Regions from separate parts of the Mus musculus genome. Here all the other regions are linked to region 2. A link is a loop called in an ENCODE intact Hi-C map of the cell type or tissue named here. Cell type or tissue: heart. All regions are shown on one strand.

Evidence for each region. Peaks named below come from ENCODE experiments on the same cell type or tissue, not always from the same donor. Only the 100,000 strongest peaks of a DNase experiment are listed, where the experiment ranks them.
Region 1: a loop joins it to region 2, with 2.7 times the contacts of the local background. A loop is called at or near these places in 3 of 42 quality-filtered maps.
Region 3: a loop joins it to region 2, with 6 times the contacts of the local background. A loop is called at or near these places in 2 of 42 quality-filtered maps.
Region 4: a loop joins it to region 2, with 2.8 times the contacts of the local background. A loop is called at or near these places in 6 of 42 quality-filtered maps.

What each region holds. Positions count from the first base shown.
Region 1 is chrX:151,166,161-151,174,160 of GRCm38, forward strand. It overlaps a transcript of Wnk3 not described here. Among named protein-coding and RNA genes, the nearest start is that of Wnk3, 28 kb to the right of the region's middle. In heart, CTCF peaks have their summits at 6,258 (motif pointing left) and 7,146; a DNase peak (open chromatin) is centred at 3,411; H3K4me3 peaks cover 2,160 bases; H3K27ac peaks cover 1,481 bases.
Region 2 is chrX:151,340,161-151,348,160 of GRCm38, forward strand. Fam120c (family with sequence similarity 120, member C) reads left to right here and starts at 4,063. Exons shown (of 16, transcript NM_198105.2): 1 at 4,063-4,776. The coding sequence starts at 4,090. It overlaps A230072E10Rik (RIKEN cDNA A230072E10 gene), which reads right to left and starts at 1,719. Exons shown (of 3, transcript NR_015600.3): 1 at 321-1,719. In heart, no CTCF peak of the experiment used is centred here; DNase peaks (open chromatin) are centred at 3,731, 4,001 and 4,431; H3K4me3 peaks cover 2,521 bases; H3K27ac peaks cover 1,318 bases.
Region 3 is chrX:150,585,629-150,593,628 of GRCm38, forward strand. Apex2 (apurinic/apyrimidinic endonuclease 2) reads right to left here and starts at 2,527. Exons shown (of 6, transcript NM_029943.2): 1 at 2,295-2,527; 2 at 1,415-1,498; 3 at 237-417. The coding sequence starts at 2,448. It also overlaps a transcript of Pfkfb1 not described here. In heart, a CTCF peak has its summit at 3,025; DNase peaks (open chromatin) are centred at 2,553, 2,943 and 7,853; H3K4me3 peaks cover 2,013 bases; H3K27ac peaks cover 1,892 bases.
Region 4 is chrX:151,129,399-151,137,398 of GRCm38, forward strand. No RefSeq gene overlaps it. Among named protein-coding and RNA genes, the nearest start is that of Tsr2, 37 kb to the left of the region's middle. In heart, CTCF peaks have their summits at 1,304 and 3,575 (motif pointing right); no DNase peak of the experiment used is centred here.

The sequences.
Region 1 (8,000 bases), 170 kb before region 2:
TGCTTATGATTCAGTGGATTCATATAAAGCATACAGGAAATGCTATTTAATTGCTAGCTGTTATTATTATATACCTGAGTGGGTAGAATGTGATTTATATCTGCTACACCAGAGATTTTCCTCAAGAATGGCTTGCTTATGTGGTGCTGTGGATGGAAATAGACCCCAGGGTCTAATCTATTGAAGAGAATGGGCAGTTGTTTCAGCAATCACCGTTCAGACTTTAGGGCTCTGCTACTTGTATACTTTCTAGAGGAGTTTAGGTTTGTGACACTTCACAGTTACAGAGAAGCAAGGTGGGCTTATTTATATTTGTACTTCCCAGGAGTCAGGTGCCAAAGCAATTTGCTCCCTGACATATGCCCTGGACACACGTGGAAACACTGTATCTTTGAAGAGAAGAACAGACAATATATAGAAAGAGTAGGGAAACTGCACAGATGCATGTTTCTAAGTAAGTCACTAAGCCAACGGGAGCTGCTATTCTGTGCTGGGAGGAAGGTGGGCATTAATACCTCCTAGATGATCTTGGTGAGACTCTTCCCAAATTTAAGGCTTTCTTAGAGAAAATGTCATCCAGAAATTCATGCCCTTAGACTTGCTGTTTTAAATAGTGGGTGACTGGATAAGAAACACATTTCATGCTCTTCTTTATCACAGTAGTAACAGTTAATAGAAAGCACATGTGGCTCAATATTCTTTTGAGATATAGTATTTTATTCCATATATTTTCTCTACCTCTCCCATAGTCTATTTTGTAATATCTCAAGGGAGAATGTGGCCAGGCAGGAAAACAAATAATATAGGGATTGTCTTGGGATGCTGACATCTAAAACTGATTCAGGTGGGTGTGGTGGCATATTTTGTAATCCCAGCCTTGGGATTAGGAATTTGATTAAGGTTATTCATGGTTACATCGTGAGCTCAAGGTCAGCCTGAGCTACACAAGACCTTTGTTTCAAACACTCTCATTATCTCCACCACCCCACCCTTGGTGTGTGTGGGGGAACATCAAAAAGAATTCCAGTGAAAACTTTGTGGTTTCTCAGAAGTAGTGCTTCCAAACATAACTAGGTTATTGTATATTTTTATGGGATATTATAAAGTGAAGTGAAATTACAAGTGGTTAATAATGACTCAAATTTTCTGGTAGATGAAGTGGCTAATAATAACTCAAATTTTCTGGTAGATGAATGGGAATATCACAATTGCTACTTGACAGTGAAAACCAGTGGATAGGAAGGGAAAACTTTCTAACATATAGTGGTGATAACTATAATTGCTTACTCTCATTTCTGCCTACAATGGCATTTTGTGCTTAGTTCTGGACAGCACATATATTAATACTAAGTCTACAGGGGACTGAAGAGATGGCTCAGCAGTGAAGAGCACATGTACTCTTGCAGAGGACCTGGGTTTGGTTTCCAGTACCCATACAGTAGCTTACAACTATTTGTAACTCCAGTATCAAGTAATTCAATACTGTCTTCTGACCTCCGTGGGCACCAGACACACATGTGGTACACATACAAATATGCAAGTAAAACACTCATACACATAAAAAAGATCTTCAAAATAACTTGTAAAAAAGAATTGAATAAAACACTTTTACAAACATTTAAAAATAGTCTTCCATTGAGAAAGATCTGTACTTGGATGGGTACAGATCCGTATGATTTTCAAATTTCTAAAGCTGTATGTGTTTGTGTGACACACTGCTTAATAATTACTGAACAAGTGTTTGGTAGTCGAAGGGAGCCTACCTAGAAGAGTTTGCACCACCGTGGGTTGAAGGGCTAACATTCCTAAATATTGTTCTGTGTTGATTGTATCATCAAGCTCAGAGAAGGCACAGAGGCAGGGCCCAAGTGAGCCAGGTCTTTGAAGACAGATGTGTGTAATAGTAGTAGGAACAGTCTACCTGGAGAAGTTAAAAAGGTGGCCACAGTTTCTACTTATTATCTCATGGGAGTAATAGACTGCATAAGTCTTGAAATAACTTGACAATCTTTGAAACTATTGATTGGTGTTTGTTGGCCATCCTTCAGCAAGTCATGTCTGTTTTCTCCTCCTTGAGCCTCAGTTTCCCCTTTGGTCAAGGCAGGGTTGTTACACATTAAAACAAAACAAAACAAAACCCGTTCCTCACCATGCCTCATACAGCATACGAAGCAGTTCTTAAAGCCACTGAGCTGATGCTCATATTTAGTGAAAGCTCGAAGAAGGCAGCATTTATTAATTTGAGGAACTAGGAGTTTTCAGGGAGGTGGGTAATGGGTGATTGGTCTAGCCTCTGGGAGAAAGTGGCATTTTTGCTTGCTAGCAGTCCAGAAGCCCGGCAGTGTAGCAAGGGGGCGGGGCCAGGCTTCTGAAGGGGTTGCTATGATACGGAGGGGCCAGTAGAGGCTAACTGAACCCTTAAACCATCGCGCCCTCCCCCATCCGTCTTCACTAGGGCCATTGGCCATTGTTCCCCACAAAATGGCGTCGGTAATCCCCCCCTTCTGTGTCTGAGGCCTATGTATAGTTGGGGGGGGGGGGGGGGAGGAAATAGAGGTGGAAACAAAAACTACAATTCCCAGGGTACACCGCACCCGCTTGCGAGGCACAGGCCACGTGCCTAGGCCTAGCGGTTCCAGGCCGTCAAAAATCGGTTAGCTCCCTCTCCCATCCCTTCTTTGGTTGTTGCCCCCCCTCCCCCGCGCGCACTGAGGTCCTGGGGGCGGGGGGGCTGCGGTGGTATATGCCATGGCCGGTGCCCTCTCAACATAACCAGGAGACAGGTATTTGTAAATCTGTGCTTCGACTTCTAATCCCCAATTTGGCAGGTATGGGTCTCGCGAGATAAACCGGGACCTAGCAAAAGTGAGTAAGGGGTGGTGGGTGAAGGGGTACTGGTGGGTACCACATCTCCACAGAGCTGCTTCACTTAATGGTTTCCAAAGAGGTGAAAGTGGGCTGCTGGTGGCCAAGCAATGGTGTGGCGCTTGGACCTCTTTTTCTTGATTTCCTTCTTTGTTCTTGAGGGGAACAAGGTAAAGCAGCCGTGAGGACGAGTGCTTCAGAGCACGCGAGCAGTATCTTGCGTGGCTCCTCGCTGAGATCCCCCCCCCCCCCGTGCTAGGGAGAGGAGTCTCTCTCTCCTCGACGCGCATCCACTGCGCTGCGCTGAGTTCGGGGAAGGTGTGCGCAGGCGCTAGCCGGGCAGCCCCCGGGCACCTCGCTCTGCCAGGGGCCGTCCGGAGTTCGGGCTGCTCAGTTGGCTTTCCTCGCCCCTCCCCCTCCCTCCCCCTCCCTCCCCTCCCTTCCCCGCCCCTCTCCAGTCTATCAGGATTCTCTGGCTTCAGTACGCGTGCGCCCGGTCAGCTGCGGGGCGAGCGCGAGCTTGGGCTCGCACCCTGCTCCCCCTAACCCCGCCCGCTCATCCCCTCACCGCGGTCGCTGGCTCGGTGGGCTCGCGGGGAGACGCGCGCACGCGCACAGGACTCGGAGACGAGCCGGAGACACCGAGGAGGGGAGTGAGAAGCATCGGAGGAGGCGTTAGAGGAGGAGGTATATGTGTATGTGTCTAGTCTACGGTGTAGCCGGTCTGGGGGCTGGAGAAGGCTTGAGAGACAGCGAGGGAGAACTGAATAGAGTCGTTCTCTAGCGGTCAGAGTCTCTAGTGAGGTGAGGGTCCCGGCCAGCCCGGGACCCTGAGAGAGGGAGGAGGCCGGGGGGCGTGTCCAGGATCGGGCTGAGCGATGAATGGGCCCAGGATGAATGGAAAGAGGCAGCGGCGGCCAACAGTCTGTTCAGAGTAAGCGCCCCAGTCTCTCTCTCTCTCTCTCTCTCTCTCTCTCTCTCTCTCTCTCTCTCTCTCTGTGTGTGTGTGTGTGTGTGTGTGTGTCTGTTGAGGGGGAGCAGCTTGACCAAGGCATGGTGCGTGCGGTCACCCGAAGGTATTGGACGAGGCCGGACTCAGGTCTTGGGGTTGTAAGAGCTGGAGTCGAAGTGATGGAATACGGAGAGGGAAATTAAGGGGGGGGGGTAGTGGGGAAGGACAGATCGGAGGTTAAGGTGCGTTTCTTCTTCTTTTTTGTTTCTGTTGGGGAGGGTGGTAACTTTGGCAGTTGATGGAAAACCAAGAGACAGGGAAGGTGAGGATACAGGAGATGGTTGACAAAGGGACCGAGAGATCATTTAAGTGAGATTGGTGATACTAAAAGAATCGCTTTGGGTGTGGGATGTTCAACAAGGTTTGGATGTGTTATATTGATGGAAATGGAGTGGGGAAAAGAATAGGCTTAATTTAGAGGTTCATTTGATGTAGGAGGGTCGATAGGACTGAAATCTGGGTGAGGGATATAGCAGACTGATTGTGTAAATTGTGTTAGGTGCAAAGGAATTGAGAGGTGTGGTGTGTGCTCTGTGACTGACTTGCTGGGAATGGGGAGGGGAGGAGATGATAGGGGTAGGATAAAAGTCACGAGGTGGTTTCGCTGTATTGAATGAGGTTTTGTTTAGTTAAGAGCTGTGAAACATTTATGTAGTGGGATGTGTAGCAGAAACCCCCAGAGTGTGTCTTTCTGTATCTTGCCAGTCGATACACTGTTAAAAAGAGGTGCGAGTTTGCTCTTCTCCCTGTCGGTTTTTCTTTTTTTCTTTCTTAATTTTTTTTTTTTTAGACAGGGTTTCGTCCTGTACCCAAGGCTGGCCAGAAATCCACTATGTAGCCAAGGTTGGTCTTGAATTCCCTTCCATCCTTCTGCCTCAGCCTTCAGGTGTGATTCCTTAAGGGTTACTGCTGAGACAGTTGCATGAATCAATCAATAGTCTTGGGTTGTGAAAATCTGTGCAGTAGTGATTGCATCAAATATTTGGAGGCTTTGTTATCCATTTTTCATGGGTACTGTTTTGTTTTGTTTTCAATACACGGTCTCACTATGTAGCCTTGGCTGGCCTGAAACTTGCTATGTAGACAAGGGTGGTCTGTAACTCAGAGAAATCTGCCTGCCTCTGCCTCTCCATTTTTAATATAAAGAGAACTTTTTAACAGACCTTAGTGTATGGCTGGAGGTGTTGTTAGATAGTCTGTAACTCTTTGCATTGTTGAAATTAAAATTTGTTTAAACTGGACAGCCCGAGGGAAAGATACTTTGTATTTAATCTTAGCTAAAATGTACAAAATCTGATTTTGAGTGTTTAATAGTGATAGCCCGGTGTTTTGGGTTATTTTAAAGTTTATTTTCTGAGAAAAGTGGCGCATGCTTTTAGTGTATTTGTTTCGTTGTTTGATGACGGCCTTGAACATGCTAGGCAACCCCTTTACCACTGAGCTGCATCTGCGGCTGGTGTAACTTTAAATTACAATAGATTACTTGGACATGTTGTTCTCTGAATATGTTACTTAGCTTCTGGTAAGGAGGCCTTGTGATGTTTTCATTCTGTTCTAGGTCACGATTAATGATTATGGATTTTTAACTTTTCATGATTATTTTTACAGGTCTTGCTGACATACATCTGAGTTTGTGGAAGTGTACATTTAAGAACATTTCTTGCTTTCTGTTTTGAAATGGAAAAGAGTATGTTCCTTTCTTTGACTACTTCAGAGTTTTAACACAAAGGTTAATATCATGTTTAGTTTGAGATTGAGATGAATATTTTGTGTATGAATATAAATATATAGGGTAGTGTATATTCACACATGCCAATATATATAATATCAAACACACATTATTATAGGGCAGAAATAGGTACAGTGGGAGCTTCGAAATTGTAACTCTTCCAGGAAAGATGGTCTCCTAGCTTTTAGCTAGATTTTCCTGGAGTGAAGCTGAAGAGAAGTAATAGGCTTATCTTCTAAAAGCCTTTTCTGCCTCTCCTTTTATCTTTTTGCTGTCTTCTCCACTGTGCCCCTCTTTAGATTGTCTACATACTTTACACATACTTTTACACTGTCCTCACGTGTCTTCATATTTTAAAGGGATTATAAAGGTCAAAGAAGTCTGGTGTGGTGGTATAATATCTTTTATCTCAGCACTTGGGAGACAGAGGTAGTCAGATGTTTGTGAGTTCAAGGCCAGCCTGGTCTACATACTGTTCCAGGACAGCCAGGGATTCATAACGAGACCCTGTCTCAAAAGAAAAACATAGGGGCTGGAGAGACGGCTCAGAGATTAAGAGCACTGTCTGCTCTTTCAGAGGTCCTGAGTTCAATTCCCAGCAACCACATGGTGGCTCATAGCCATCTATAATGAGATCTGGTGCCCTCTTCTGGCCTGCAAGCATATATGCAGGCAGAATGCTATATACACAATAAATAATCTTTTTTTTAAGTAGAGAACTTAAGTTTTTGTGTTCATGTTTTTGTATGAGGATGAATTGTGTGCAACAAAAAAATTTGTCTTTTATTTTAGTATTAAGTGTTCAGCTCTATTTGTAGAGATCCTTAGGTCTCCTGGCTAAAAGCCAGTATTCTTTCACAGGAGAGTGTCTCGTCCATTTTTTAGTCAAGATATCATATATTGTTAGGCAGCAACTAACTTTGATAGCTCTAAAGGACACATATAAAGGCATTTATTTTGAACTTAGAATTCATGGTATTTTTAATTTAATTTTTATTTTTGGGTTTCATATATGAGTACAATATTCATAGTTGTTCTGTAAATATCATGAGATTTTTTTTTTTTTTAGAAAATGTTGAAGTTGTTGAGAGAGACTTATTGAAGAAATGAGCCTTTAATGCTCTTTCAGGGATATATAATCCTTCTGAAACTTTTTCCCTCTTCCCTTCTTTCCATATAAACTGTTCCCTTCTTGTTGCCCCTCCCTCTCCTTTTTTTTTAAAAAGAAGTTCTGTGAGTTCAAGACCAGCCTGGTCTACACAGTAGGTTTTATTTATTTTATTTTTTAAATATTTGTTCATTTATTTATTATATGTAAGTACAGTGTAGCTGTCTTCAGACACTCCAGAAGAGAGCATCAGATTTCGTTACAGATGGTTGTGAGCCACCATGTGGTTGCTGGGATTTGAACTCAGGACCTTTGGAAGAGCAATCGATGCTCTTAACCACTGTGCCATCTTACCAGCCCCAGGTTTTATTTATTATCTATGTGTATGAGTACACTGTAGCTTTCTTCAGACACACCAGAAGAGGGCATGAGGGCATCGGATCTCATTATGGATGGTTGTGATGGCGCCACCATGTGGTTGCTGGGAATTGAACTCAGGACCTGTGGAAGAGCAGTCAGTGCTCTTAACCACTGAGCCATCTTTCCAGACCCTCCCTTTCACCTTTTAAGAGAAACTGTGTTTGGGATTGAATCCAGGGTCTTCTGTCTGCTACTTAAACATTCTATGTAGGGAAAGACATGCATCCCCACTCCATCTCCTTTAAAAAGTCTTAGAAGAAATGAAATATATCTTTTGCCATGTTTTAGCATGGGTTCTTTTAAGTCGTGATGAAACTCAGTTATAAATTTGTGATTTTAAAAATTTTATTTTGTGTGTTACTTGGGATTGAACCTGTTGGCTCTACAGATGCCCTGAAAGCAGTCTGCCACTGACCAGTATCCTCAGCCCTCTTTTCTTTTTGAGAGGTGTCTCAATAAGCTGCCTAGGCTGTCCTTGAACTCACTTTGTAGCCTAGGCAGACCTTAAATTTTTGATCTTCCTACTGCAGTCTTCCAAATTGCTGGGATTATAGGCCTGAGCTACTAAGCCTGGTTTTAAACCATTTTAAAAAGTATATGCCTTCGGAATTAAGTAACTTTACTGTATTTGGGGCAAGTATCTAATTCCAAAATGTTTTCATCACCTTGAAAGGAAACTCTGTACGTACTCATTAAGTGTTCGCTTCCTATTCTCCTCCCTCTAACACCCAGTGGCTCTTATTTGCCATCTCAATGGCTTTGCTCAGTCTCTAATCATAATACTAACCCTAAACCTCTTATGTTAGACTTTTTTCTTGTAAATCTTTACATGAGCCCCCACTGTGTGTGTGTGTGTGTGTGTGTGT
Region 2 (8,000 bases):
ATCCTTCTGTTCCTTGGAGACATGTGTATCTTTCCTCCAGTTCAGGATGTCTTTCTGAAGGACCTGTGAGACATTCCTTGGAAACCTAATTGCCAGGAACAATAGGGCCTCTGTCTCTCTGTCTCTGTGTTGATAGGATAGAAATCTAATTGTCAGCCAGTGTGCACATTTGGCCTAATCACATTTATATTGATCAGTCCTCTGTAATTTTTTTTTACTACCTTGATGCTATTCTGCCCCCATCCTGTTTCCTCTCATATTTCCCCATTCTCCCACTCATGTCTGTGCAAGAAAGAACAAAGCTCATCTCTTTCCCTTACCATCAGTAGTTTGCACACTGTTTATAGTACTTCAACATTTTTCTGGCTTCATCTTCAACACTACTAAAATCATGGATTTCTGGTGGTACACTCAGTGTTTCCAATGTTGAAAATACAGGGTGAGGCTTGAAATGATCCTGTTCAGAACAGGTACTGTGATGTGCTGCTCCAGAGTTGCTACTCTGGGTGGTCCATTACAATCATGATTCGCTAGACATGATTTTCTACTGATGAAAATTTTCTAAGTCTTCAATTGAAGGCCTATTGGTTTCATGTTGGGAGATGTCCCAGTAGCAAGTATTAATAACAGGTAGTAAAATTCTTGTTGTTGGTCTCCTTTCTCTTCCTTTTTTTCCGGTGCTGGGGATCGGACTCCTTGTCCTGCACATACAAAGCAAGTGATTTACTACTGTTGCAGCTTCTTTTTCTTAGCACTCTCTAAGTATTTGGCTCATTCTCTCTGTCATTCTGTTCAAGATCCTCTCGATCAGAGATCCAGTAGGAGATAGTAAGCTGAGCTGAGCTTACTACTGTGAAACCTTCCCCACCTCCGTCCTGATCCGCCTTGGGGATGGATGTTCACTTGCTTCTTAACATCTAGTTGGATTCAGTTATGGGAAATCAGCACTTCTGGCAAAGTTGATGCCATGAGGAGTTACTACTCCTTATACATGTGTGAATAATTTGCTGGTGCCAGTTTCTTAATCAGTGAAATCCTTGAAGTGGGTCTGACATTTTTGCTGCAAGTCAGCAGGACCAAGGGATTTGTGCCTGCAGCAATCAAAGCTCAGTTTGTTTTTGTTTGTTTGTGGTCCTGAGGAATAGAAGCTGGGGAAGGATTCTACCACTGAACTCCACACCCAGCTCCAGGGCTTTTCTTTTGAGTTCCAGGAACTGTAATTAACTGGTTCACTGCCATATCTTACAAAAAGTGTCAACTCCCTTCCCATCAATGGATGCTAGAAGATTCCACCTGTATCAGTTCCGTGTATTTTGGGCTTGTAATTTGCCACACCTCATTTCTGACTGTTTATTCTCTTTGTAACCAAATGTAATGAGCTCACATCTTGGTGAATGCAAAAGGTTAAAACAAGCACAGCCAAGACATGAAAGAGTGGAGAAAGATCTATTACTTAAAGCAGTTAAGGGATCCCTGAGTGTCTCAATCAGCATGGCTTTGGGATTGCCTTGACCAGGGCAATGGAGAATGGAGAAATGACAGATAGATGTACCAAGAAGCTGGGATTGGATAAGCCTTGCACAGTCCCAAGTATGCTGTTTATAAGACCATATTTAAGAGGGTAAGATACAAATTTTAGATATACTTAGCTGAAGTTCACAGGCTGTTACCATTAAAACGGGGAAGAAGAGTACATCTGTGAAATCTCGCTTGTATCATAGCTGAAAATAATGGAAAGGACATTTTGTAAGTGTGCACAGGTACACTTGTGTGTCTTGGTGTGCTCATATGTATGCCCATGAAAGCCAGGGGACAAAATTTGCATATCATTCTTCAGGAATCTTCCACCTCAGTTTTTAAGGCATTGTCTCTTATTGGCCTGGAACTCACCAATTAGACTAGGTTGCTTGGCCACTGGGTCCCAGAAATCCACTTGGCTCTACTTCCCCAGCCCTGGGATTACAAATGCACTACATTGAGCCTGGCTTTTTGGTGTGGTCTTTGAGAATTGAATCCAGGTCCTCATGCTTGCAAAGCAAGCATTTTAACCAGAGAGCCATCTCACCGACCCAGAAAGGATGATTTGAAGGTAGAATAATAAAGGGTTTTCATCTAAAGGTATCTCACTTGTGGCTAACAGTTTCATTAAGTGGCTTATGATCCAATTATTTTTGTTGTTGTTGGGACTTAATTTTTTTCTTTACTGTTTGTTTTGTTTAGTTCTTATCTCAGGCTGACCTGGAAAATAATAATTTCAAAGTTGTGGCAATCCTCCTGCCTTGACCTTCTGAATGCTGGGTTTATAGATGTAAGCCAACACACTCAGTTAAAATATGGCATTACAAGCAAATGTGAACATGATAGGATTTATTTACTTCCTTGGTTCTTTGAAATCACTGGGTAGCCTAGGCTGGCCTAGAACTTAAGGTGACTGTCCCATGTCAACTTCCTGAGTACTAAGATTGCAGGCACATACCATCATGCCTAAGACAACAGTTTTTGCAGTAATCTTATCAAGTTAACAATGAGAAGGCTAATTTTTAGGAAAGGGATGCTGGACAAACTCTCTAGTAAGCACAGTTTACTAAAAACATCTATTCTCTTCATCTTTCATGCCTTCAAGCTATTGCCTTTCCCTTTTTTTTCAAAAACAATTTTTATTAGCTATTTTCTTCATTTACATTTCAAATACTATCCCGAAAGTCCCCTATACACCCCCCACCTCCCTCTCCCTTGCCTTTCATGTTGTCTCCCATCCCTGCTATTCTGGATCTACTACTCTTATGACAAACCCGGTTTGGAATTTGCAACCTGTTTTTGGTTTCATCCTATCAAACCATTCTGATGTCATTCCTGGGGTTCTGCTCTTTTATGTTCTGTAAATTCCAAGCCAGATAGATACAACTACTCTGCATGCAGATCTTGTTTTCTGCTGTAGTCTGGCTGAAGTAATGGGCCCTAAAACTTGACAGAAGACAGACTCTACATGGATTTCATTGGAGAAGCATGCTGAAATGTACTTTTCAAAAGACTGTGATCAAATTAGAACCTTTGCAGCTATTTTGAATTGTTCCCACATGGACACATTTAGTAGGTTGGAAAACAAAAAAAATCCCCTAACCATATGGCATAGCTTAGTGAGTACCAATAAGGTCCAAGTTGTAGTTGAATTTGAGTGGGTGTTTAATCTCCCTGACCAGAGATCCTGAGGCAAATTATAGGCAATTTCATTTTGTCTATGCATTCATTGTCTTAAGTAAATGTTTTACCATTTGTAAGGTGGATAACTCTTCAAAGTATGACAGTAGATGTTAGCGGTTTTTATGTATCATATGTGTTCTTCTCCTTTCGTTAAAAGTTGTGCATATCATCTTTTCAATGGAAGGGAAATTTCTCCCTTTCAGGGAACTTTAGCTCACTTTAGCCAAATTCTACTAATCCACAGTACTTCCTTTCCCATGATGCATCATCTCCATTTCTTTCCCTGGGCATGGTGGTATAATATCCTGAGGCAACTCGGTTGGATACTAGGAGTTCTGGTACAAATCCTATACACACATTTTCTTGGCCCGCTTCTTCTGACACTATGAGCATCAAGGCCTGACAGGTGTGATCCTCTGGTTCTAAGACTGCATCCTGAGGCCATCCGGGAAAAGACTACAACTCCCAGGATGCTCATCCGCCCCGCCCCTGTACCCCTCCCCCAGCTAGAAAGCGAGTATCACAGAGAAGACGAGGCAACATGGCTCCCGGAGGTGGAAGGCAGAGGCTTCACCCCCTTTGAAGCAGTGAAGAAGAGCAGCGGAGGGGAACGGGAAAAGAGGAGTGACTACGACTTTGTCATCGCTTTTATCTTCCCAGCCTCTTCTGAGTCTGGTCAGCCTCACCTCTGCTCTCCACCCGCACCCAGTCTGTGGTCTCCTCCCCTCCCCGCCCACGTTCCCTCGCCCCTCCCGTTCTCAAACCCTCTCTCCGCCCCCCTCGCCCCTACCCCCCGCGGAGTGCGCACGCGCCCGCCTCCAGCTTCGCGCGGGGATCGCCGACTGGCCCGCTTGCGCAGCCGCTGTTCCTTCTACCCACGGAGGAAGCATGGGCGTCCAGGGCTTCCAAGAGTTCCTGGAGAAGCGCTGTCCCGGGGCTGTGGTGCCTGTGGACCTCCTCAAACTCGCGCGCACCGTCTCGCGCCAGCAGCAGCAGCAGCACCTGCACCGCCAGCTGCCGCCAGCAGCCCTAGCGCCAGGGGCTCCACGCATCACCAGGGGCTCTGCTCCTCTGCCGCCGCCGCCGCTCCCGCCCGCTGCCTTTGGTGCTTACTCCGGGGGCGCGGGGCCGTCTCGGCACCATCACCCTGCTCACCATTTCCACCACCATGGCCAAGCGCCGCCAGGGCTGCATCCGCCGCCGCCCCCTCCGCTGCCTGGGGCTCGGGTATTGGTAGACGCGGGCTCGGCGCTGCCGCGGCTCTATGGTGGCTACCAGACGGATTGGGTTTGTGGCGGCCAGTGGAATGCCATGCTGGGCTACTTGTCAGCGCTGTGCCAGGCTTGTGCCTATCCGGGCGGAGACGGCCTGGAGCTGGTGGTCATGTTCCCTGGGGGCCTGGGGAAGGACCGACTGGCCGAGTGGGGCCGTCGGTGCCAGGCGGAGCGGCAGACTGCGCAACTGATCGTGGGACACGTGGGCAACAAGGGCACCCCTCCACCGCGGGCCTGGTTCCTGCCACCTGCCTGTCTGAGCCACTGCGTGAGGCTAGCACTCATCCGCTTCCGGGTCAAGGTGAGGGAGGGGTTAGATTTTTAAATGAAATGCCCCACACCTGTTCCTTCCAGACTAAACACCTAACCATTCACCGACCTACCTGCCACCCACTCAGTCAGCTAACTTACTGGCGACCATTTTATCCCCTCGTGCCCCCGTCATATGGCCTATTAATTCCCTTACCTACATGATTGTATCTCTAGCCATGCCATCCCCGTAACCCCCTTTACTCACACAATTGGCCTACCTGTTGGTTCTAGCAGAATTGACTCAAAATTCCTCCGGGCTTCATGTTTCTCTTGCTATCATCCCCCTCAAACTGAAATATGTTTTTTCTTCATTTTCCAGTTGACATTCCCTCCCCTATATCTGTTTTCAACCCCATGGCAAATAAAACAGATGTTAGTCGAACACCTTTGTTCTATAATTTTCCCCCATTTGACACCTAGTACTTCTTTTTTCCCCATCCATTGAGCCCTTTTCATTTCAACATGCTTTTATCTTGGCATGCCTTAGCCCAAACAATTCACTGATTGAGTCACTATTCAGGAAGATGAACACGCTCAGTAGGGGGTTTCAAAGACGGTTGGGGGTGCGGGGAGGGGCTCTCAAAAACCCCAAGACGCCATTCTTGGCTTTGAAAGATCAAATGCGCAGCATTTACTTGCTGGTGTAAATATGCATGGTGATTCTGTTTTCTGGTATGTAAGTTGCCAGTTTGGGTAGGTGGGTGGGGTGATAATCTGTGGGTTAAAATGGTCCTGGGAAACTTCCTGAAAAAGATAGACTTGGAGAATGGGCTAGATCTGAATGGTTCACAGGTTTTGGAGGAGGTTGTTTAATTAAAGAGGTTGAAGCAATCGGGCAGAGGCAAAAAGAAATACCAAGTTCATGAGGCTCCATGGGTTTAAACCGAAGGCCAGCCTCTGAGTAGTTGAGCCACTGCATATGGAGCCTGGGGAAAAGCTTGGCAGCATCCCCGGGTCTTGGCACCACTGCTATTACGCTGTTGCTTTCCCATACTCTTAGGTTTCAAGTTCCTACGTGTAGAGAATAGCAAGGCTTGAGAAGTAAGGAGGTAGGCAGGAAGAAGGAAAAGAAAAGCGTTACAGGGTTAGGTGGGAAGAAACTGCAAACCCATTTTCTAACCAGAGTTTTGGGGGGAATGTCCTTTCAGGATTGGGGACTTGGGGATTCTGAAAACAAAACAGGTGGCAGCTGGTGGGGTAAGGAGGGAACAGAGACGGAAAGATCTGCTACATGGAGAAGTTTGCAATGGTTATAGAATGTGACTAGAATCCTACTATGCTAGATATACAGAACTCAGCACCAAATTTATGCCTTTTTAAATTTGACAAGCCATTAATGGGCTGGGGGCATAGCTCAGTGGTAGTGTCCTTACTAACCAGGAGGCCCTTGCTTCAATCTCCTGACACCATGCATGCAAAAAAATCTAATCATGAGCTAACTTAAAATATAACTGTAACAAAACCCCACTTGCCTGTTCTCCTGACTGAACATTTTAAAGCAGAGTCACTTACAGGCTTTCCTTCCAAGTTGTTTTCAATGGCACCACCCAGGCTTTAAGAACTTTTTTTTTTTTACCCTGTTATTTTTTTATCCTGCTATTACTGGCAGCTTGACTGTTGGCAGTAGTGATGACTATGTTAGTGGGGCAGGGTTTTCCTGTCTTTTTTTGAGGGGGCTGAGGGTGGTGCTGGGGAAGGGCGGTACTAATTGTTTTTCCATCTGCAGCCCTTAAGTGCTTTAAAATTCTCATTGGATCTTTACAGTAACTCATGAAGCAGTGTGACCCCCGTTTTCCAAATGGGGAAACTCAGACCCAGGAGCTTTACACACTTGTCCAGAGATGATGTAGTAATAAATGATAGAGGTGAGATTCTGGGCTTGATGTCCATGCAATCTGATTCCACAGCTTGCACTCTTAATAGCTGTGTTCAAAGATGAATCTTTGTAAAGAGGCCCTGGGATCAGATTATTTCCACACTGGAAGAAATATCTCATTGGCACCTGAATAAAAACAGGTTTGCTTTATTCATTTGTGGTATTCCTTTGCTGAGTGCTTGCAGTAGGGTAAGTACTGGGCTTCGTGCAGAAAATTCCTGAGGAAGGGCTGGCTCTCCAGGAGGTCAGGGTTTCATAAAGACTGAAAACAAAATTCCAGATACTTTGTGCAAAAATTGCTCGTGGTGAAAAATGTAGCCTATTTACAGGGAGTATGGTATAATTTCTTAGTGATTAAATTCTGGAGTACCTTTACAGATTAACCATGAAGAGGTGTGAGACTACTACACACTGGATAAGGGCATGAGGACCTAAAGCAGCCTGTCTGTGTGCTCTGAGTAGGTTATTGTTTATTTATAGCATATTTACAAATATTTTTTCTGAATAGGTTTTGATTGCTGGTTGGCAGGAGAGAGTAACACTATAGGCTTGTGGTTTATTCATATTCTCTGCCAGTCAAGAAATTTGAGAACCAACTATAACTATATTTTGTCATTAAATATGTTTAGCATATCTAGCACAGTTTTTTTTTTTTTTTTTGAGGCAAGTTCTCATGTCATCCAGGCTATCTTGAATTTGATATATAGCCAAGGCTGAACTTAAATTCTTCCTCATTCTCCTGCCTCCCATTTCTCAAGTGCTGAGATCACAAGATTTCACCATCATACATGGTGCAGTATCATTTTTTTTAAATCTCAACAGTGGTTATGGGCATTCCTGTATGCCTGTGTAATTCTACATACTCAGGAGGCTGAGGCAGGAGCATGGCTCAAGCCTTAGAGTTTGAGGTCAACCTGGTAATATAGACACCATCTGTAAGTAAATATCCCAGCAATCCATAAAAGACAGATCCTAAGAGACTGTAGGAGTGACTTCTAAAATGGTTTGGTATAATAGGCATGATGACACACATCTTGTCCCAGTATTTATGGAGCCTGAGGCAGTTCTGAACTCCACACTGAGACATGTCTCAGAAAACCAAAGTGAAGAGCAGAGAGTCTGAGTTGAGTTTCCCACAACTGTCTGTAACTCTAGCTCTGGAGAGCTGACACTCTATTTTGGATTCTGTAAGCACACACAAAATAAAGCAAAAAAAGAAAAAAAAAGTAAACTATGACTTAAAACTGACTCCAGAAATATAAAAATAGTGTTGATATTCTCAGTGAGTTCTTTTGGCTGTGATCAGTGACTTTTGTTTTTGGAGTAATGAAGAATGT
Region 3 (8,000 bases), 750 kb before region 2:
ATGGTAATTAAAAAGCTATTCTTTCAGGCCAGTCTCCCTCTGTAGAGAGGGGAACACAAGGCTCAGAAGGAAGCATGAATTTTCCAAGATCACTCAGCCCAGCCTGGACTAAAATACAGGAAGGCAAGTTTGGGAACATTTTTATAGCAACTGAATACCTATAGAATGGGCCTTATATTCTAGACACAAGGACTAGAACCAGTGATGGCCTGTAAGAGGAGGATATGGACTATTACCGGATCTTGTGCTGTGTAAGGAGGGCCCGGCCCTCACTATCCAGAACCCGGAGTTCCTCTTGCGTGAACTCATCCATGTTTCCATAGCAACCAATATCTCCATTCAGGGTGGCAAACACACCACTCAGGCCTTCTTCAGCAGCTACTGGGGTAGCACTGTCCTTACAGAAGGTAGCCACACCTGGGGACGGACAAGAGCATTCTGAACGGGGTCAGCAGCCAATATATCATTGTACAGCCTATCCCACTCCAAGTGTATCCATATAAGGAACAGCTTTGGTTATCTTTGTCAAATTTAACTGTTTCAAAAATGTAAGGACAGCCAGGCGTGGTGGCACACGCCTTTAATCCTAGCACTTGGGAGGCAGAGGCAGGCGAATTTCTGAGTTCGAGGCCAGACTGGTCTACAAAGTGAGTTCCAGGACAGCCAGGGCTATACAGAGAAACCCTGTCTCGAAAAATCAAAAAAAAAAAAAAAAAAAGTAAGGACAATCCTCCTAACTCAGGGGCCATACATGGCTCTGTAGCGTCTTAAAGCATCTGAGGCCTCAGTTTCCTCTTAAAAAGCCACAGAATAGGGCAGTGGTGGCGCACGTCTTTAATCCCAGCACTTGGGAGGCAGAAGCAGGTGGATTTCTGAGTTTGAGGCCAGCCTGGTCTACAAAGTGAGTTCCTGTCTCGAAAACAAAAAACAAAACCAAAAAAAAAAAGCCACAGAATAATGTTATATTTTACAAGAACAATAATAATGTATTTTACACATACATAGCAAATGCTGATGAAAAATTAGCTATCATTATTACCTCATGCAAGACTATGTCTAAACCCTTGTGAGAGCCTAGAAAATAACCATTATCCTTATTTTCTCAGTGAAAAACCTGAAACACAAAGGTAAAGTAACTTGTCAGAAAACACAGAGAGGATGTGAGCCAGGACTTGAACCCTGGCAGTTAAGGTCCAGTGCTTATACAGTTAACTCAGAAGAAGTACATTACTATACTTCTGAGGGACAAAAGGAAACTTCGGTGCATAAATATGAGGTTTCATATGACCTAAAATTAGCAGCATTTGCTTTGGAAATGAAAAGTCAAAATATGTTACCTTCTTATTAAATACCAAAACACTCCTTTTCTCCATCACCAATGCTAACATAAATACCCCCAGAAGACCTCATTTACCAGAATAGCCACTACGGCTGCGGCTGAAGCTGAAATAGGAGTTATAACCCTCAACAATAGCCAGGGGCTCTGTCAGTACATCTCCTAAAAAAAAAAAAAAGAAAAAAAAGTAAATATAAAGTCAGAGGTAAATTAGCACCATGGACCCATGAAAGACTGGAATTACAGTTATAGGTTAGCATACATCAGAGCTGTAATTGAGGGTCAGGAGAAGTGTTTATGTTGACAGGAGCTAGAGAGATGGGAAAGTCAGGAAAGAAAATTATATTCAAATTAGATAGGGAAGCAGAGGAGGGCAAATCAGAGCTAAGTCTTGTGATTTAGATTAAAGTACTCACAGATGCTGGCAGTGGAGATTGGGGACCTGAAGGGTGGGAGGTAGGAGAGGGAATTAGGGAATTCGAGCTGGGAATTATGGGAGAAGAAATTAGGTCTAAATTTGAGGTAAGATATCAAAGAGGAATGAATCTAGGGCCTTGAGGTGGAGAGAAAAGAGGAATTGGAGATATGGGAAGGAGAAATTAAGAGTCTGAGCTAAAGGCAGAGATTAGGTGGGGATTAAGGACTGAGGTGGGGGCAGGGATGGAAAACTGAGGTGTTTGGCTTAGAAGAATGAAAGGAGAAAATTCAAGGCCCAGAGTTCGGGCTATAGAATGAGTGGGAATCTGTGTATGAGGGTTTCAACGGGGAAAGCAGGCCAGGAGTCGGAATTAGGGGTTCTAGCTGGGGTGGGGTTGTTTAGAAAGAAAAGGATCAGGCCTTTCAGATGGGTATAAGGGCAGGATTCTAAGTATAGGAAAACGAAACGCGAAATGAGACAGAACAAAGGTTAGCATCAAAAGGAAAACACCGTAGAGATCTTGGATTCTCGAATGCTCACTGGTCACTTTGGTCTCCTGGAGACAGACAATATCAGCATCCAGCTCGTCCAAAACGCGTCGCAAGGCCGTGGGACAGCTGCTGGGTTCCTGGCATGCAAGGCCTTGCAGGGGACTCCGGATCCCATTGATGTTCCAGCTTACCACGCGCAGCATTTTGGTAAACGGTACAGTTTCCCAAAGGAAGCTTAGGCGGGCAAATGCATTGCTGCCCGGAAGTGAGCTGGCTCCCCGCCTTCCTCTCGCGTTTCCACCGGGCGTTCTCACCTTCCCCTCCGCCCCCTCCGACGGCAGGACGCAAGCAGGGCGGGACTTCGAGTTCAGTTCTCTTAGGCGGGAGACGGAACTAAGGTGGAGGCTGTAGGAAAACCGGGCTTGATCAAACGAGCCTGTCACCCCAGTACTCAGGAAGCTGAGGCAGGGTCAGTAATGAATTCAAGGCCAGCCTGGGCTACATAGCAAGACCCAGACCAAAACCTGGGAAGAGTAACTGGTGAGAGGCGCGTCTCTGGTTGGGCTCCTTCTCTTCTGGCCGCATGCTGGCCTGGACGCCCGAATCTGACTGCTCTTCTCTACTACAAAAGTACCCCCTGATGCGCCAGGTTACTGACAAATGGGATTTTGTCCCTTTGTCAAGGGGCAGGCCTCTGGGGAAACAAGCTGAGCCAACGCCCTACCCGGATCGAGACAGGACTCTGGCTTTAGTGAGCGGCCCCTGGCGGTGGCTGAGGGGCTTCTGCAGACCCTGGAGTCCTTTTGGGCAGTGGCGAAGGGAACTTTCTCCGTTAAGCAATTAAGAACCTAGCTAGCCTCCGTTTTAATGGAGTCTGGAGGAAGGAGACTGCCTCAAATCCTCCCTGTATAGCCATGTTTGTCTTGACTCTCAAAGCATAAGACAGACTTGCATTTGGCTCCATTTCTCAGATGAGCAAAATCGAGGCCTAGACCATTTAAGCTCCAGAATAGTATCATTTCCCGATGCAGTTATGGTTTTCCTGTCTATACCGTGTCCTTTCATTCTTAGGATAATCCAGGAAGAGGCACTGAAGCTAAGTAGAAGTTGAATAAATTCGTCTCAGCCTCACAGAAGTGGTAGAGCCAAGATTTAAACCCTTCTTAATCAGGTAAACAATTGATTTTTTTTTTGTCCACACACCTCTGTGTTTACGTCTTTTCCTGTGGGCACCACTGCACTTTATGGTCCATGGCACAGTATTTACCACAGTGCACAACCCCCATTGATTTCCGTTGTCACTAGACTGCCAGCAGCCTGAATGCAGTGGCCATCTCTGACCCACCTTATATGATAACGGAATAAATATTTAGCAAATGGATGAATAAGCAGGGCAGTAGGGATGAGTTCTCGACTTATTTTTTTGTGACCACAGAAACAGAATTAACAGGAATCGCCCTATTTCCAGGAAAACTATAACTTTGCATCCTAAGGGTTTTTTTTTTTTCCACTGAAAATTGCTACAAAGTTATTCCCATTCGAATGCACACACCCTCAGAATTTCACAGCCTTTGAGCCATCGTCTTCATGGCTATACAGAGCCACAGTAGGCTGCCCCTCCCCCACCCCACCCCCATCGGACTTAAAGGTCACTAGTTACTGCTATCAGAAAAACAGCTCTGTAATTCAAATTCTGTGCCTTGAGCTTTTCCATGCTTTGGGAGTTACTGACTAAAGATCAAATCCCAGGAGTGGGTTAATTAGGACAAGGGAAATGAACATTTTTCTTCATGTCACCAGTTGCTTTCAAGCAAGGGATTTTGCCCATACTGCACTAAAGGCAGATAAATATAAAGCTTTGTCCCAAAGAAATCCAGATCTTGCTCACCTCAATAGCTGGTTTTCATTTCTCCATTCTCCAGTGGCTTGTTAATATTAGTACTGACCTTTGGGGCACGGTGAACAACACATGGTTGGACTGAAGAGAAAAGTCTCTGGGTGGCTCAGGAACTTCTTTGGCAAGTACAGCAGCTAATATTTCAACACTGCACACACCCCTTAACAAGGGTGCTTCCTCAGCCTTCCCAGGAACCAACGGATGTCTCCCGGTTTCCTATTTGATGCCACCCACCGGACCTGCTTTGGGGGTCTGTAAATGCAAGAGAGCCATTGGATAATTAGCGATGGAAGAAAAAGCCTCTAAGAGAGCAGGTAGGTGAGCATAAAGGAAAAGTAGACAGGTCTTTTACAGGTCAAAATCCTTGCTTCAGGCTCCTTGGAAGATTTTTCTCTGCATAGGAATTTGGTTTAGCTACTTCAAAGGGGATGGGAGAGTTGGGGAATGATGATATGCATATGTAATTCAACTGTCGACATTTTATTTTTAATTACTTATTTTATTTATTTGCATTCCAAATGTTGCCCTCTCCTTACTATCAGTATTTTAAAATCCTCTTGTACTTGACTCTTTAGGACGCTAGCCTAAAAGACCAATCCCTTACTATCTTTGAAATTCCAATTTTTGTTTGATTTGATTTGATTGTAATTTTGGAAAATGAGTCTAACTGTGCTTCCCATGGGGGCCTGAAACTCTCTGTAGCCCAGACTGGCCGTGATTGTGTGATCCTCCCAGCCTAGCTTCTACGTCCGTAGTCTGTGTATATTTTTAAATTAAATGCACAATAGAAAGTGTATCTCTGACCGCGCCTCTAGTGTATTAAGTTGGGTTAATTTGCTATGAAACTTTGACAAGTTCTTTAGTTTCTCTGGGTGTCAAAGTGAAATAGAAATGAAAGCCCCTAGCCTACTTCCCACAGAGGACTAGCTTGATGATCAAGAAAGTGTAAAAGGCAGAATCCAGAGTTCTTTTGCTTCAGGGCTTTCATGCTGTGTATGAGATTCATGCTCTTGGCTTTTATGTGACACCCACAGGTACTACCACCCACAACCCTCTACGTGCTCTCCTTCCTGACTGACTATGGTCAATGGAGAACCACTCCTAAGACGAGAATGCAGTGAGCTTTTTGGAGCAGACATGAGTCTGAAAACAGTGGCATAATGGGACCAGGGCATTATGAGATCGCTGAGAACAAAGGGATTCTAGGCTGCTGTCACAGAAGTCCTGATATGTGCTCATGCATGAATCTAGCCTATAAGCTTGTAATGATCCACCAGCCTTCTAGCCTATAACAAGTACATTCACAACCACACATTTCAAGACTTACCAATAAGGAAAGACCATTTATGACTTTATTGCCCATCTGTATTATCTTGATGCTTTAAATGAGTTTCCTCTCCACACTGTACATGGAGGTGGGAGCAGGCTCCATGGCTCTGCAAACATCACGCTGCATAGTTTTCTTCCCTGGAGATAGTTCTGCTTTATGGTTCAGCTTTTAGCCTTCCGTGTGAATCTGATGCTGAGTGAACTCTGTGTCTACAACCAATATATCAAACCTTCTTAGAGTTTCATAATTTTATCCTGTTCCATCCTAAAGTTTTAAGATTTTTTTTTAGATGCCATTCTTTACCTCAGACAAACCAGCTTCCCCATCCACTTCCCTGAAAGCTGTTATAATAGCTACTATGTTGAACTGGGATTTCTTGCCGCCATGTTTCTCTCTACAGCAGAGAGATGTAGATTGTGAACATGGTCACTGACCAAGTGCCCTCCATACCAGAGCCTGAGATGAGCAGTCAGCAGATCACAGGGATTCAGGCCCTATCCTCAAGAAGCTCACAATCTACTTAGTTACCAGACCAGAGAAACCCTAGCTCACGGAGAGGCACATAGCAATGTGAGAACTGAAGGCTCAGCTTCACTCAAGGCTACAAGGCTGGCTTTCAGAGAAAATAAACACTGAAACTGGTCTTGAAAAGCAAGACAAAGTTCAGTGAAAATAGAAGACACTCCAGGCTGAGCAAGAGCCTAAAGACAGGAAAATGTTGTGTTTGAGAGCTCTGTAATCAGCCAGTGCAGTTACGCGTGGGGGATCTGGGGATAGAAGACTGGGAGGTAGCTTAGGACTTGATTTAGAAGAAGTTTGAATGCTAGTCTGAGGCATTTCTCTAAGACTTGTTTTTCTGTTTCTGGTCTCAGAACTGGTCACAGTAGTGAAGTTTCATAGTTCTAGGCAGGGTTAAATTAGAGTGTCAAACCTGGAGCCTGAGTTTACCCATTCAAACCTTGTCAGAGGCCTTCTAGCCACCTAGCTCAGATTTCTTGCTACTAAAATTATCGTCCTGATTCTTGGCAGTGTTGTAAGGACAAAATTGTAAACATAAAAGCCATGTTCATGATGTTACCTAGATTATCCTGGACAAGCCATTCCCTTCTCAGATACATTTTCCTGTGCTATTACAGGGGATATTTGAAAGAAACAAATAAGATAAACAAAATGTTGCTTTGTGGGCACTGGAAAACATAAAAAGTCATGGTAAGATCATTAAAATAGACTTCCACTAGTTATGTGTCTTACTAGGGCTAAGAGACTTGTGTCTTACAAAGTCTATTTCTGAGACTCTAGGAGTTGTCTGCTAATTGGGAAAACCTTGTTATATTTTTTTTACTTTAAATTTATACATAATTGTTTATAATTGTGTAGTGCTGTATGATACTTCAGTGCATGCATATAATGTGCAATGGTCAATTGCTTTATGTATCACCTCAAATAAGTATTATTTCTCATCTCTACCAGCTACTTTGAAGTATACAATTATCTGTTGTGAACCATAGTTTTCCAAATGTGCTCTAGAACATCAGAAGTTATTCCTCCTATTTACCAGAATCCAGCCTGTTTATTGTTCTCCCTTTCTCCCTTTCCTTTGCCCCCTAGTCTATACTCAGTTCCTCGCCAACCTCTTTTAGGTTTGTCCAGTAAGTGAGAGCATGTAGTGTTTGATGTTTTATGTCAGACTTAAGTTAACAGAAACCTAGAAATGAGTTTACCTTTCTAATTGATTCTCAGGAAGTCTTTACAGTGCAAATGTTAATCCTGTGTCACGACAATGTGCTCGAACTTGCAGATGACTTGAGGGAAAAAGATGAATCATTTCCTTCCCAAAGGAAGCGACAGTGTTGAATCATGTGTATTCCACATTCCCCAGGTTTCTCCATGTGTATCACATTGGCTCTTCGCTAACACCAAGGGAATGGACCCCACTACCCTTCCCTATATACTAAATGAAAAAGCAGAACAAAACAGAGCAACTGAGGCACTGAAAAGTTCAGTCTTCTGCCCGGTTTCTCATATCTAGCAATGGATGGAAGTAAGATTCCACCCAGAGAGTTTGACTCCAAATTCCATTTGTTCTTAACTGCTGTGCTCCGTTGCCTCAGTAGGCTCCTTAGATAGGTAGGCTTTGATGTTGAAAATCGTATATGCACAGCAACTGGAGTGACTCTAACCCTTGTATAGACTAAGGTTCTGAGAAGATATTTTAGGACGCATCTTAAAAGGCAAAGAAGAACTGGGGGCATTTGAGGGCAGGGACTGGAGATTTCTTTTCCCGAGAGATTGCCCTTGCATAGTCCAGCTCAGTGGAAGAAAGTTGAGCTTTCTAATACCCAATCACTGGAGGTTTGCTGGGGGTGGGAAGGTTACAAAGAATGAAGTAAAAGGGCACTTGGACATCTTCCAGGCAAGCCGTGCAGTTGCATGAATTCTACAGATAAAAGTCTCAAAATAACTGGGGGAATGGCAATACAAGTGGGGACAAGTAAAGGGGAGACATCTGGATGATATGTCTCTGGCCT
Region 4 (8,000 bases), 210 kb before region 2:
ATTCTTAGATCAGTGCCTTATTCAGCCATCATTAGAGAAGCTTCCTCCTGCACAAATGAGAACAAATACAGAGACCCACAGCCAGACATTACACAGAAATAAAGACCTTGGAACATTCAGTCCTAAATGGATGTCTCCATCAAATCCCTTCCTCAGGGCTCAGGGAAACCTGTGGAAAAGAACGTGGAAAGAGTATAAGAGCCAGAGGGAATGGAGGATGCAAGGAAGACAAGGCCATCTGAATCAGCGGGAGAAAGTGAATATGAACAAAGCTCACAGAGACTGAAGCAACACACACAAGACACCTCTGAGTATATATTAAGCTTTTCAGCCTAGAGTAGCCCATGTATGCTCTTTTGGTCGTAGCTCAGTTTCTGGGAGCCCCCAGTTTAGTATTTTTATGGGATTCCTGAGTGTGTAAATTAGTGGATATCTTGATTCTTGTGTCTTCTCTTTTTCTCTTTTCCCTCTGTTAGTTTGTTTTGTCCAACTCTGATGTAATAAGTGTGCTTTATCTTAATATAGATATATTTTCTATATGATATGTTATATTATATACAATTACATATATAAATTATATGTAATCACATAATTATATACAATTATGCACAATTATGTATATAATCACATATAAAATATAAAGTAGATTTTATGTATGTAATATTCAATTACATAATATGTGAAATATTTATTAAAATTATTTATTTATTTATATCACAAATGCTGCCCCTCCCCTCCCCTTTGCCTCTGAGTGGGTAGCCCCCACCTCTGGTATCCCCCAGTCTTGGTGCATCAAGGGTTAGATGCATCCTCTCCCACTGAGGCCAGACAAGGCAGCCCTCTGCTACATATGTGCCACGGCCTCTGATTAGCCCCTGTATGCTCTTTGCTTGCTGGCCTAACCTCTGGGAGCTCCCATGGGTGCAGGTTAGTTGACACTGTTGGTCTTCCTATGGGGTTGCAATCCTCTTCAGCCCCTTCAATCCTTCCCCTAACTCTTCCATAGGAATCCCCTAGCTCAGTCCAATGTTTGGCTATAAGTATCTGCATCTGTCTCAGTCAGCTGCTGGTAGAGCCTCTCAGAGGACAGCCATGCTAGAGTCCTGTCTGCAAGCACAACATGGCATCAGTAATAGTGTCAAGGGATTGGTGTCCACCTATAGAATGGACCCCAAGTTGGGCCAGTCACTGGTCCGCCATTCCTTCCGTCTCTGCTCCATCTTTGTCCCTGCACTTCTTTTAGACAGAACCAATTTGGGGTTGAAAGTTTTGTGAGTGGGTGGTTTTCCTTATCCCTCCACTAGGGGTCCTGTGTGGCTATTGGTTCCATATTTCTACTGTTGGGCATTTCAGCTAAAATCATCTCCATTGACTCCTGGGAGCCTACTTCACCCCAGGCTCTGGAACTTCCTAGAGAATACCCTCACCCCATTCCCCACCCCCTCCCCGGCAGCTGAAAATTTTCATTCATTTTCTTGGCACTCTGGGCCCCTCCCCATGCCTGATTCTGCTCCCTCTATTCCCCTTGCCCTCCCCTCTCCCACCCAGCTCCTTCCCTCCCTCTATCTCTCATGATTATTTTGTTCTCCCTTCTAAGGGGGATTCAAACATTTTCACTTGGGCCTTCCTTCTGTTTAACTTCTTTGTGTCTGTGAGTTGTATCATGGTTATTCTGAATATTCTGGCTAATATCCATATATCAGTAAGTACATACCATGCATATCCTTTTGGGCCTAGGTTACCTCAGAATGATATTTTCTAGTTCATCCATTTCCCTGAGAAATTTATGATGTCCTTGTGTTTAATAGATGAATAGTATTCCATTGTGTAAATATACCATATTTTCTGTTTCCATTCTTTGGTTGAGGGATACCAGTTTCTGGCTATTATAAATAAGGCTGCTATGAACATGTCCTTGTGGTATGGTGGAGCATCTTCTGGGTGTATGCCCAGGAGTGGTATAGCTGGGTCTTCAGATAGAACTATTTCCAATTTTCTAAGAAAACCCCAAATTGATTTCCAGAGTGGTTGTACCAGCTTGCAATCCCACCAGCAAGGGAGGAGAGTTTCCCTTTCTCCACATCCTCAACAACACATGCTGTCACCTGAGTTTTTGATCTTAGCCATTCTGATTGGTGTAAGGTGGAATCTCAGGGTCGTTTTGATTTGCATTTCCCTGGTGACAAAGTATGTTGAATGTTTCTTTAAGTGTTTCTCGGCTATTAGAGATTCCTCTGTTGAGAATTCTCTGTTTAGTTCTGTACCCCATTTTTGATTGGATTATTTGGTTTTTTGAAGTCTAACTTCTTGGGTTCTTTATATATTTTGGATATTAGCCCTCTGTTGGATCAAGGGTTAGTGAAGATCTTTTCCCAGTCAGTAAGCTGTAGTTTTGTCCTATATAATTATATAATATATAAAGTGTTTATAAAATATTTTTTTAAAATTTTATTTATTTTATGTATGTGAGTACACTGTAGCTGTCTTCAGACACACCAGAAGAGGGCATCAGATCTCATTACAGATGGTTGTGAGCCACCATGTGGTTGCTGGGAATTGAACTCAGGATCTCTGGAAGAGCAGTCAGTGCTCTTAACTGCTGAGCCATCTCTCCAGCCCCTTATAAAATATTTTTAAGAGATGGATCACTTCATAAAATGGAACCATACTTGACACTGTCAATGAGAACAAGAACCTGAGACTAGATAGGCCATTGGCTTTGGGGAAAAACTTACTTTGTTCTTCTGAATGAACATAGGAATACTTCTAATGACATATTGCTATAACTATAGATTAGTACATCACTCAGCTCCCATCAAGGAAAATACTTCTTGCAGTAGATAGCAATTAACACAAAGACCCACAACTGTATAACATAGAGAGTGAGACCGTTTTATCACCCAGTCCTAAATGGGATGTCTTTATCAAAACACATATGCACCTATGAACTTACAGAAATTGTGGCAGTATGTATAAATATGTTGACCTGACAAGTTCAAACTTGAAAAAAAAATCCTAGCATAGAGAAGTAGAAATGGATACAAAGCCTCATCCTTGCTAAGAAGCCATTTGCAATTGATAGCTGATGTAAAGGAGAAAATAAAATCAGTTTTTCTTTTTTTTCTTTTTTCTTTTCTTTTCTTTCTTTCTTTCTTTTTTCTTTTTTTGAGAGTTGACACGGGATACTTCAACCACACTCCAAAGCAGGTTACATGCAAGGAATAGTCAACACAAACCACACTCCATGGCGTTTTACTTGTGTGTTATTTTTGTTGGTTTTGTTTGTTTGTTTGGTTGGTTGGTTGGTTTTTCTGAGACAGGGTTTCTCTGTATAGCCCTGGCTGTCCTGGAACTCACTCTGTAGACCAGGCTGGCCTCGAACTCAGAAATTCGCCTGCCTTTGCTTTCCAAGTGCTGGGATTAAAGGCATGCGCCACCACGCCCGACGGTTTTGTTTGTTTTATTTTGGTGTGTGTGTGCTTTTACTTTTTATTTTCTTTGGTTTTATTTATTTATTTTTTTTAGACTTAATTTTGGTAGATGAGTGCTCTATCTGCATGTACACTTACACGCCAGAAGAGGGCATCAGATCCCAGTATAGATGGTTGTGAGTCACCGCGTAGTTATTGGGAATTGATCTCCAGACCTCTGGGAAAACAGACAGTGCTTTTAACTGCTGAGCCATCTTTCCAACCCGATTTTACATTTTAAAGAGAAAAAATAAAAAAGAGAGTGAAAAAGAGAGAATGAATATGAAGTGGTTGGGTACGGAGAGATCTGTGAGAAGTTGACGGGGGGGGGGGGGGGGGGGGAGGGGCGGGGCGGAGGGGCATGGGGAATTGGACCAAAATGCACTGTATGAAACGTTTTTAAGTAGGAAATAAGATGAATAATTGACACATACAATTTTTAAAAATAAAATTAATTATTTTGTATGTAAAATGGGCTACTAAGACAACATTTAAAACTTGTAAGTTGTGAATTGCATGGAAAAGTTTGCAAAAATCATCTAAAGCAAACTTTTTATTTAAAAATAGAATACATAAAATTATATGAAAATGTGTCCATATGTGTAGAAGGCAGACTGGAACGCTAGACACCAAACTTGAACCTGGGTTGTTTTGTAGTAGTGCATCACACTCCTTTTCCTCTCTTATATGCTCGTAATTTTCAAATTTTCTATAATAAAAACATACTTATTTTTTAAGGTAGAAAGTAAAAACAGCTTAGCAATACAGCATTTATATTGTATTAGTAATCTAGAAATGATTGCTTGAGAGCCTTTAAACAAGGTTTCACATTGGTATGGGGCTCACTATGTGTGAGCTCTAACTCTGGCAGTTCATCTGCCTCAGTCTCCTGAATGCCGGGGATGTCAGGCGTGATCCACTACGCTTGGCTCCTCTGGATTCTTTAAAGTGCAGGAGGTGAGCTCAGCAGTAAAGCCTTAGGTCAGCAGACTTAAGGTCCTGGGTTTAATCCCCAGTGCCACAAACCAGGCAAATTTTATGTTATGTGTATCTTGTCACAATGAAAAATGTGTTTAAAAGCAGGGCTGGTCTACAGAGCTGCTAATGGTGCCTGCCATATGGGACCTCATTTGCTCTTCTCTCTCTCTTTTTCTGTTTTCCTAGCATATCACCCCTGGAGCTTGATAAGATAGTGTTTTTTTCTGCCTGGAATGTTCTTCCCACCGTTTGTCTAATGTTCAATGTACCTTTCACAGGGCCAACCTTCCTGACACTAAAGAGCAGTTTGGAACCAATTGTCCATTCTCAAGCTTACCTTGCACTTTTTCTTTCCATTGTTTGTCCCAGTTAAATACTTGTGGAATCGATTACTGCTCCTATCTCTTAGAATGTCAGCTGTACAAAGACAGAGATCCTCTGCTCTGTTTACTACTGCGGCCTTATCCTAAAGCAGTTAGATAATAAATATTTGCTCATTGTCTGAATGGGTGATCTGCTTTGCTGACTCAAGAGTTTCAGATTCCGGGGCTGATCCTGTAGCTTAGTTAATGGAGTGTTTATCTAGTATGAGCAAAGCTTTGGGTTCCATCTCCAGCTCTGGAGTGAAAAGTGTTCTCACAGCTACGATCTATTAGTCTCAGCCTGGAAACCTGACTTTGAAATCATGGTGGTACACACTTATAATCCTAGTACTCCCGGGGCTGGGGCAGGATTGCAAATTGAAAGTCAGACTGAGATGCATGCTGATTGTCTCAAATTTAAACAAAATAATAATGCACAGAGATGATCTACCTCAGAGCTAGGTGATAAGCAAACTGTAAACTCAAATATGCCAGCAAACCAAGAAGTGCTGTTCAATTAATTTAGAGTGGCTATGTGGTTGATTAGAGAAACAGCCAAGATTGATGGAACATTTAAGTGATTTTTGATGATAAAATAAACCATGGGATTTTTCTCCCTCTCTCTTTTTCTCTCTTCTCCCTCCTCCTCTTTTCTTTCTTTCTTTTTTTTTTCAGAAAGACTAACCACAGAGCCCAGGCTGCTGATAGTGGAGAACACGTCTTAGTAATCTGAATATTCCTGACTCTGCCCCTGCATCTGTCAATGTTCTTACTTCCAAACAGCAGAAACCCACTCTGGCTAGGTGGTCATTGAAGTGCTAGCAAGTGCTTGTAGCAGCCATGTGTGAGGTCCTGCAGAGGAAGTAAGAGAAAGGTGGGGGCAGAGTGGTTGACTTAAACGTCTCTCCTCTGGGCTTGTATTCTCTTTGTTGGCTTGTTTGGTTTTTGAGACAGGATCTCACTATGTAACCTTGCCTGACCTGGTGCTAGATATGTGTAGACCAGGTTGGTCTCAATTTCACAGAGATCTGCTATCTCTGCTTTCAGAGTGTTGGGATTAAAGGTGTTGGCCACCATGCCTGGCCCTGTTTTTGTATTCTTTGCTCCTGATTCAAGGATACCTTCAGATCATAAACTGGTTCCTCTTAGCACACCAGAGAGAAAACAGGTAGTATCTTGTCTCACACCTATTACTTGGGAGGCTGAGGAATGGGCTAAAAGACAAGATTCTAGGTAGATAGATAGATAGATAGATAGAAGATAGATAGATAAATGAAAGAAAAAGAAAACAGAAATCCATACCGGTATGGTGTTTTACACTTTTAATTTGTGGGATACATTTAGAGAAAAACAAACAAACAAAACTCAGCCATCCACCACCACCACCCATACAAAAAAAGGGGTGGTGACACAGGATTTTAATCCTAGCATTCTGGAGGGAGAAGCAGGCAGATCTCTGTAAATTCAAGGCCAGCCTCGTGTCAACAGAGTGAGTTCCAAGACAGACAGCTAGGGTTACACAAAGAAACCTTGCCTCAAAAACCCCAAAACCAACCACCCAAACAAACAAAAAAAGGAAAGGAAAGTGAGGCTGGAGAGATGGCTGCACTTAAGAGCATTTTTTTAGTTGTTTGTTTTGTTTTTCAGAGGACTTGGGTTCAGTGTGCAGCACCAGAGTATGGCTCACAATCATCTAGAGGATTGGAAGTCATCTTTTGATCTCTGTAGGCCCAGGAGTGGACATAGTGGGCATGTGCAGGCAAAGATTCATACAAATAAAATAGCTGTCCCCTGAGAGGCTGTGCCAGAGCCTGACAAATACAGAAGTGGATGCTCTCAGCCATCCAATGGACTGAGCACAGAGGCCCCAATGGAGGAGTTGGAGAAAGGACTGAAGGATCTGAATGGGTTGCAGCCCCATAGGAGGAACAACAATATGAACCAACCAGTACCCCCAGAGCTCCCAGGGACTAAACCACTAACCAAAGAATACACATGGAAGGACTTATGGCTCCAGCTGCATATGTAGCAGAGGATGGCCTTGTCAGTCATCAATGGGAGGAGAGGCCCTTTGGTCCTGTGAAGGCTCGATGCCCCAGTGTAGGGGAATTTGAGGGCAGGGAGGCAGGAGTGGGTGGGGGAACACCCTCATAGAAGCAGGGGAGGGGAATGGGATAGGAGGTTTCGAGAGGGGGAACCAGAAAGGGTGATAACATTTGAAATGTAAATAAATAAAATAACCAATAAAATTAAAATTAAAAAAAAGGGAGAAGGAAAGAACAGAAAGGGGGAAAGGCATGTTTTGAGATACAGAAGTGTTTTTTTTTTCTTTTAACTTCTCAAAAAAGAAAAAAAAGTTCAACATCATTAGCTGTCAAAGAAATGCAAGTTAAGACTACATTGAGATTCCACTTTACTCTAGTCAGGATAGCCACCATCAAGAAAACAATGAATGCTGGCAAGGTTATGGAGCAAGAGAAACATGTATGGATTGTTGGTAGAAATGTAAACTGATACAGCCACCATGGATCTCAGTTTGGGAACTCATCAAAAAGTTGCAAATAGAGCTATCTTATGACGCAGCTACACAATTACTGATTATACCCAGGAAAAATCTGCGTCAGCAGGCCATGGAGATACTCACACTCCCATGCTTTCTCAACAGCCAATGTACGGAAACAGATGCCTCTCAAACAGATAAAGGAAATGAGGGCCAGGAGCTGCCCCAGCAGGTAGAAGCCCTGCCATCAAGATTAATGACCTGAGATAGTGCACCTGGAGCCACAGGGTACAAAAAGAGGACGAACTCCCCCAAGGTGTCCTCTGACCTATACATCTGTGCTGTGGGCACGTGTTTGAGTGCATACACAAGCTCACGAGGAAAACAACAATTTAAAAAATGAGTGCTCTAGTCGGCTGTCACTGGGAAGAGAGGCCCCTTGGTATTGCAAACTTTATATGCCTCAGTACAGGGGAATGCCAGGGCCAAGAAGCAGGAGTGGGTGGGTAGGGGAGCAGGGCAGGGGGAGGGGTATAGGGAACTTTCGGGATAGCATTTGAAATGTATATAAAGAAAATATCTAATAAAAAAATGAGTGCTCTCTCTATTTATCTAGATGTAAGTTTTAGCTATCCACAGAGAAGAATGAGATTACGATATTAGCGAGAAATGGGTGGTATTGGAAGTCAT